Regions from separate parts of the Homo sapiens genome. Here region 2 is linked to region 1. Evidence: chromatin contacts called from ENCODE Hi-C data. All regions are on one chromosome and are shown on one strand. The core of a region is the stretch at or near the end of the contact, and the rest is flanking DNA. Distances in the headings are between cores, read along the strand shown.

Region 1 (2,500 bases), core at 1-2,500:
GGAGTGATCCTGTATTCAGTGTGTCAAGTCCACCTCCCCTTGGGGAGCCTTAAGAAGCCTCAGCCTGGGGGGATCATGTATGGCCTTCCTCCTAGGAGATGTGTTTGGATGATTAAATCCACGAGTGTATCTCAGTCCTTGGTGCAATGCCTGGGGCCGGATAGGTCCAGCGAGGTTGGATGTCGGCATGTAATCCCAGATACCCCACCTTCCACAGCTGTGCATCAGTGTTTCAAAGGAAAGTGATCTACACAGTTTTATTAAATAAACAACAGCAGCAACTTGTGTGTGGGGTAGGGAGTCTTAAAATCAGCAAGGTAAGGATAGAACGATGTCTCCATGTCTATCTGTGCAGAAACTGTCTTGAAACACTAGGACACTGTCATGGGCTGGATTGGGTTGTTCTTCACTCCCCTCAATTCATATGTTAAATTCCTAACCTCCAGTATCTTGGAATGTGACTGTATTTGGAGACAGGGTTTTTACAGGGGTAATTAAGGCAAAATGAGGTCATTAGGTCACCCAATATGACTGGCGTCCTTATAAAAGGGTTAATTTGGACACGGACACATACAGAGGGAAAACACTAAAGAGCTATAGAGAGAGGAGGGCCATCTGCAAGTTAAGGAGGGAGGCCTGGAACATATTCTCCCTCTGAGTCCCAAGAAGGAACCCACCTTACTGACACCTTGATCTTAGACTTTCAGCCCTCAGAAATGAGACAATAAATACCTTTCTGTTGTTTAAGCTGCCCAGCCTAAAGTACTTTGTTATGTATGGCAGCCCTAGACAGTTAATACAAATATTAATATCAACAATTCGTCACAATGATTCCTTTTGGGTTTTTAAATGCAAATGAGTGCCTAAACACCAGAGATGATTTTCTCTTTAGCTGAATCATGTGAGTATTCTGAGTCAAGTTTATATTTTTAATAAGTTAAAACATTTTGCCTTCCCCTTTCCGTCATCTGGTTGTGGTCATCTGATTTGAATAACATCTGCTTTCTTTTAGAATGAGAACAAAGCCGTTACACTCATATATAAAATACCTTCTCACCACCTGTTTTGGGGGATTAATGGTAGTTTAAAAATTAAGTGCAACTCAAGTTGTGGCCAAGCAAGGCCGACTGACTTCCTGAGATGTTAGGATCCTGTTCTTGGGGCCACCTCATTTGTTTGCATGGCTCCAGGGGACACCTTTCACATTGGGTATGACTGGAGCATCATCCTTGAAGGTGGGTGACTCTGCAGCCCTGCCTACCCTCTGGTGACATCTGAAGTGTTGTTGACATCAGCTTTAATTCAGAGGAACTCTACACAAATGTCTTGGGTACTCCTGTGTGCTGAATACTGTGGGAAGACCATTCTTCAAGGACTTTATGATCCACTCCAAAGGTGGAAAGGCAAGCCCACCTTCAATATGACATAGAACATGGTAACAAAATAGATGTGTAAAGCACTTTTGCTACTTAGAAACACTTTAGATCCATTTGACTATTTGATTTTTTCTAGCTTTCTTGAGGTATAGTTGACAAACAAAAATTGTATACATTTGCAATGTACAATGTGATGTTTTGATATATGTCTTAGTCCATTTTGTGCTGCTATAACAGAATACCACAGACTAGGTAATTTATAAAGAACAGAAATTTATTTCCTCACAGTTCTGGAGGCAGGGAATCCAAGATTGAGGGTCTGGCATCTGGTGAAGGCCTTCTTGCTGCCTCGTCCCATGGTGGAAGGTGGAAGGCAAGAGAGGATGAGAGACAAAAGAAGGCCCAAATTGTCCTTTTATAAGGAATCCACTCCCCAGATAAATGCATTAATCCATTCATATGGGCAGAGCCCTCATGATCTGATCACCTCTTAAAGGTCTCACCTCTTAATACTGTTACAGTGGTAATTAAATTTCAACATGAGTTTGGGAGGGAACAAACATTTAAACCATAAATACAGATACATTGTGAAATGATCACCATAGTCAAGCAAATTAACATATCCTCCACATTTACTTATCATTTGTGTATGTGATGAGAACATTCAGGATCTACTCTTAGCACATCTCAAGCATACATTCTCATGAACTTTCATAGCCATGCTGTACCTTAGATTTCCAAAATGTGTTAACTTTGAGTACCTTAAACTTTTTGAGGTAGTCTGTCACGCAGGCTGAAATGCAGTGGTGTGATCTCAGCTCACTGCTACCTCCCCCACCTGTGTTCAACTTATCTTTCCACTTCAGCCACTCAAAGTACTGAGATTACAGGTGTGAGCCAGAATGCTCAACCCATAATTCAAACTTTATACCCTTTTGTGACCGGGAATTGGTGGGGTTTTGGTCTCACTGACTTCAAGAACAAAACCGCAGACCCTCATGATGTGTTATAGCACTTAAGGTGGCACATCTGGAGTCTGTCCTTTATTGATGTTCAGATGTATTTGGAGTTTTTTTTTTCTGGTGGGTTCACGGTCTTGCTGGCTCAGGAGGCAAGCTGCAGAC
Region 2 (5,747 bases), core at 1,254-3,753, 3.7 Mb before region 1:
TCCCTGACGTGCCCAGTCCTCTTGCAAGTGACTTGAAAGGATGCACCAGCCTGGCTGCAGGCAGAGGGTGAGTCTGGGAGACAGATCAGCTGTGGCAACCTTTATGCAAGGATGAATTGGAAAAACCAACCCTGACCAGTCCATTTATCTCACATCTTGCTTCTCATCCTGCACTGAAAATGAATGGGATACTAGTGGTCCTGACGCCATGGGAAAACCTAGAGTGACAAGATCAGCACTTCCAGCATCCAGTCGTTCATTCTCTTTTACTTATTTTTAATTTTTGTGTGTGTGTGCACTTCAATGTCCCTTATTTTTAAAAGTGAGGTCAAATTGAACAAATGGCCCTGGTGACTAGAGTGACCATCTGGACCTCTCTGGGCAGCTCTTTGGGTGGCAGTTGTAGGATCAGGTACTTGCTCAAGCACTGCATCCTCATCACTCCCCAGCTTAGAGTGAGGCCAATTCAGATGCTTAATCAACTTCTCTTTTCCATCTCCTGTAGTTCAAACGGCATTTTGCCCCCATCTCCCTCCAAAGTGGCAGATATCACAATGCCATGCGTTTGCACAAGCCAGTCCCTCTAACAGCAGATGTGATCCTGAGGCTGGGCTCCTGAGTTGCTCCCCACTTGGGAGCCCTGTATGGGATGAATTGCATCCCCTCAAATTTATGTATTGAAGTCCCAACCCCCAGTACAGTACAGCCCCCTTATCCAAGATTTCACTTTCCAAGGTTTCGGTTACTCTCAGCCAACTGCAGTCCAAAAATATTAAATAGAAAATTCCAGAAATAATTCATTAGTTTGACATTGAGCATCCTCCTGAGTAGCATGATGAAATCTCGTGCTGCCCAGCCCACCAGGAACACGAATTGTCTAGAATATCCATGTTGTCTCTACTACCGGCCTGTCCGTCACTTAGTAGCTGTCTCATTTATTGGGTCCAAAAACCATAGTATATGTAGGGTTCAAAACGATCTATGATTTCAGGCATCCACTGGGAGTCTTGGAACGTATTCCTAGCAGACTGGGGGGGGACTACGGTATCTTAGAATGTGACTGTATGTGGAGATAGGGTCTTTTTTTTTTTTTTTTTTTTTTTTAAGACAGAGTTTCGCTCCTCTTGCCCAGGCTGGAGTACAATGGCACGATCTTGGCTCACTGCAACCTCCACCTCCTGGGTTCAAGCAATTCTGCCTCAGCCTCCCAAGTAGCTGGGATTACAGGCGCGTGCCACCATGCCCAGCTAATTTTATATTTTTAGTAGAAACAGGGTTTTTCCATGTTGGTCAGGCTGGTCTTGAATGCTTGACCTCAAGTGGTTCACCCTCCTCAGCCTCCCAAAGTGCTGGGATTACAGGTGTGAGCCATCATGCCCTGCTGGAGATAGGGTCTTTAAAGAGCTGATTAAGCTAAAGTGAGGCCATGGAGGTGGGCCCTAATCTGATATGATTGTGTACTTATAAGAAGAGGAGATGAGGACACAGATGTACACAGAGGGAAGAGCACATGAGGAGACAGGGAGAAGATGCCACCTAGAAGCAAAGAAGAGAGGTCTCAGGAGAAACCAGCCCAGCTTCCAGAGCTGTGAGGAAATAAATCTGTTATTTAAGTCCCCAGCCTGTGGTGGTTTGTTATGGCAGCCCTAGCTGACTAAGACACAGCCCGATTGGTTGGTTCTGACACTTCTTACCACAGTTCACTGCATTCTCTTCACTGAATTGCAATTATCTGTTGGCGTATTGGGTTGGCCCGCTGGGGTGACAGGCCTGGCATATGCACTTTTATTATCTCTAGCACTGAGAAACCCTGGCATTGATAGCTGCATGCGAAGTGCTTGCTGAATTCATGAGAGCTACTGCTGCAGTGAAAGCTCTGAAAGTGTCCAGAGAGGGACAGGAATCTTCTCTTTGGGCAGAAGTGATCTTTTCACTTCACTTGCAAAGTACATCAGATGGAAAGGTAGCCCAGGTGTACGGTGTTGAGGAAGGGCCTACTGGAAGCTGCTTTTCCTAATTTTCAGCTGGTGAGGTTTGATGATTTGGTAGACTCACTGATCATTTTGTTCTTTTTTGGGTTCTGTGGTGTTAGTAAATGGCTATATTTAGATTCAATTTCTCTTTCTTGTACTCTTTGTTGTTCTGCCATTCTCTTCCGCTCCCAGTCCTGGCCCCACCGCTCCTTCTTCCAAAAGCTCCCAGTGGCCCTCCCAGACCTGCTGCAGGTGGAGAAAGTGTTCAGCTGCTGGTCCCCTCTCCCCTCCCACCCCAACTCCAACTGAGCACTAGCGGCTCACATCTGTGGGCCTTGCTTTCCCCATAAACACACATGGGTGTACTGCAAGGGCTTACCGCAACTCTGGTAGAGCACTTCCAAGCCGCTGTCGCTACAGACCACGTGTGTGGGCCAGGCTTTCCCACCGCCGCCTCCACTGCAGCTGGGAAAAATCAGAGTCCAGAGGAAGAGAGTGGCTGTGAAACCCTTCATGGTGGGGGCCTGTATGGGACACACAGAAAAATAACCGGCCAATAAAAAGCCTGTAAAATTTCTTCCTCTCCCCTCACCAAGGCAGTTGGATGTTCAGTTTCACTTCTCAAATTTTAGACTCGCTGGGAACCACAGTCAGAAGTAAAAGGCTGAGAGCAGAGGCATTTGAATACTGTTCCCCCAGGACCTTGAATCTACAGGTGTGGCTGGTCTGGTCTGGGGTAGGATGCGTGCTGACTTTCTGCTTTCACAGGGAGAGGGTCAGTAGTGATGCGTGAACTTACCTCTTGGGGGCCCCTCAGAACAGCCTCCACCCCCAGGTGAGGCTGTAAACTTGGGAAAGACAAAGCGCAGGCCACCATCTGTTTCCCATCTCCAGCCCCCGAGTCTCTGCAGGCTCTTGATGCAGGCTGTGTATGGACCCAGGGACCTGGCTGCAGCCAGCAGGCAGCAGTTGATAGCACGAGGGCTACAGAATGACATTTGGAATCTGGAATGAGGCTTTGGCCCTATTGTCACTTTCCTCTCCTCTGGCTTTGGCTCTGCTCTTAGGTTTGGGATTTTAGCAGTGAATTGTCCAGCTGCAGAACAGACCTTGTTTTGGGAGCTGCAGATGTGGTCTCTGGAGATGAGGCAGAGGCAATAGCCCTGAGAAGTGAGCCGTGTTCTATTTCTGGGTTTGGCTTGGTAGAAAAAGTAGGAAGGGTGGGGAGGTGGGGCCACCCTTAAGGAGGCTGGTTTGCTGGTTTTGGTGTTAGTGGGATCATTGACATCACATCTCACTTTCTCTTCAAAGCCAAGATTCTGTCTTCCTTCTTCCATGTATCTCTATTCTGCTGCAGGACAGCAAGGTTTCTCAGTCTTGATTCCTCAACCCCGCCCCAGCTTCACCTTAATGTAAGAGGACCAGAGTCAGTGCCAAGGTCAGCAGATTTCAGGAGCAATAGAAAACACTATTTTCCCTGGGAGGAACAGCATTTTTCTGAATGCACTAGGTAAATTTACTATTTCTGCTGATGGCTAAGCAAAAATTAGAGTTAGCTCAAAACTTTTTTTGAAATAGGTGGAACATAATTACCAATAAATTAATTGGTAAATAATTTGGATTTCTTGATAGACATCAGAGAGTGGTCATTTGGAGAAGGAACAGTTGTGGATTGATTATTTTTAGGTACCTCTGCAAATAAGTTCAGTGATGATGGCTTTCAACAGCAGTTCTCAAAGTGCGGCCTGGGAAGATGACAGCCTCAGCTTCCACTGGGGGCTTGTTAGAGATGCAAATTCTGGGCTACTCAAGACCTATTAAATCAGAAACTCTGGGGGGCGGGACTCACCATTCTGGATTTTCACAAGCCCTCCAGGTGTGCCTGATGCAGTCTCAAGTTTGAGAACTGCTGGCTTTTACAGAACATAAAGCGAAGGTTGAGCCCCAAGGGAGTGGTGGGAAGTTGCTCTAAGAAGAGACAAGGTGGCCCCTCTGGCCTGTGTGAGCGGAAGGCAGCTGCGCTGTGAGCAAGATCTCGGGAGATGAGAGTCTGAAGCTTATGGTGAGAGCAGCGGCCCTGGTGGAAGCGTGGTAGCCCCTAGAAGGTCCAGGATGGAACACAGAAGCTTTCCCTTGGGATATGTGAGTGCTCCAGCAGTTGTAAAGAGAGCTCTGAACATATGTGAGTGAGGAGAGCAATTGAGGGTGAGAACTTCCTTCCCTGCAAAGTGCGTCATGATTGACACTGGAGGAGGAGTCCAGGAGTGCAGGGCAGGGAGCAGAAAACCTAGCAGAGAGCTGTGGGCAGCTGTGGCAGGGAAATGGTCTTAGTATGTTCTGGCTGCCATAACAAATACCTTAGACTGGGTGGCTTAAATGACAAGCATTTATTTCTCACCATTTTGGAGGGTGGAGGTCCAAAGTTGGAGATTAAGGTGCTAGAAGATTCAGTGTCTGGTGAGGGGCCTCTGGTTCACAAATGGTGCCTTCTGGCTGTGCCCTCACATGGTGGAAGGGGCGAAGGGTTTCTCTTAGGCCTCTTTTATAAAGGCACTAATCCCATGTATGAGAGCTCCATTCTTATGACCTAATCACCTCCCAAAGGCCTTTCCTCCTAATACCATCACCTTGAGGCTTAGGATTTCAACATATGAGTTTGGGCAGGGCCACAAACATTGGCTTTATTGCAGAAACAGTGTCATCTGAAGACAGGGGTACAGATTCTTGAGAATCAAAAGACCTGGAAATGAAAGGAATCATAATTCAGGGATCGCACTAGCATTTAGAAATATTCCAAATGGACCAATCAGGAACCTTGTGATCATGGTGACCCTAGGACATTGGTCTTCAGGCTAGAGTGGTCTTCAGGGCATCAGCGTCAGCTGGGGGGCTTGTTAACATGCAGATTGCTGGACCCCACCCCAGAGTTTCTGCTCCTGTGTGTCTGGTGAGGCCTGAGAACCTGTGTTTCTAACATGTTCCCAGGTGATGCCAGTGTTGTTGATCTGGGGCCACATTCTGAGGACCTCTGGTTTAGCTTACAGAATTTGATCATTTGCAGAATGTACAATTAAAAAAAATCTTCTTAATAAAATGTTTTGTTTTATGACAGATGGCATTTTATATAACACATATATAACATACCCATATAGGATTAAGAGTAAGCCACATTCTCTAAGGAATTCTACTTACTAGTTCTGCCTACTGAAAATGGGATTTGATTGAAATCATTAGTTATGGCCGTCTAGTTCAGAAATCAACCCATAATGATGTCTGGAGTTCTTTAACTAGAACCTTTATAAAGACAGCCAGAGTGTTCTTTGAGAATGTCCTATTCCCTAATTATAGAATAAAATTAGAATCGGTTTATGGTAGTTATTTAAAATATGGTTATGTCTACGTAATGGTAACCAAACACACACATACTGTCAGGCTTTGATGCTGACTTCTAATCTCTTAGCAGGCTGTAGCTGAAGAAGCTGTGCTCTGGTCTCATTCAGATTTCTTTTCTACTTTTTGGACAATCCTCCTCTTCTTCCATGTCTCACACTGCTCTCCTTCATATATATATATATATAATTTTATTTTATTTTTTTGAGACGAAGTCTCACTCTGTCACCCAGGCTGGAGTGCAGTGGCATGATTTCAGCTCACTGCAACCTCTGCCTCCCGGGTTCAAGTGATTCTCCTGCCTCAGCCTCCCAAGCAGCTGGGATTATAGACGTGTACCACCATGTCCAGCTAATTTTTGTATTTTTAGTAGAGACAGGGTTT

Evidence for each region. A loop is a pair of places that touch in the nucleus more often than their neighbours do. Pooled maps may share reads with other maps.
Region 2: a map with no recorded cell type shows a loop between it and region 1 (20-fold over the local background). The contact joins the promoter of LY86 here to the enhancer-like site in region 1. A Hi-C loop is called at or near these places in 1 of 168 maps with a recorded cell type or tissue (GM12878), 4 of 37 single-sample maps with no recorded cell type and 6 of 50 pooled maps.

Annotation. Positions count from the first base shown.
Region 1 is chr6:2,861,546-2,864,045 of GRCh38, reverse strand. It overlaps the pseudogene SERPINB9P1. Among named protein-coding and RNA genes, the nearest start is that of MIR4645, 8.7 kb to the right of the region's middle. RefSeq lists an enhancer at 1,012-1,341. Within about 2 kb of position 1,250, at least 8 of the 41 ENCODE cell types and tissues checked have a DNase peak (open chromatin) inside an H3K27ac peak, as active enhancers do; they include GM12878, where a contact is called at or near this core.
Region 2 is chr6:6,585,476-6,591,222 of GRCh38, reverse strand. It overlaps LY86 (lymphocyte antigen 86), which reads right to left and starts at 2,503. Exons shown (of 5, transcript NM_004271.4): 1 at 2,353-2,503. The coding sequence starts at 2,488. The region is part of intron 1 of LY86-AS1 (LY86 antisense RNA 1); the gene reads left to right. RefSeq lists enhancers at 3,977-4,106, 4,117-4,206.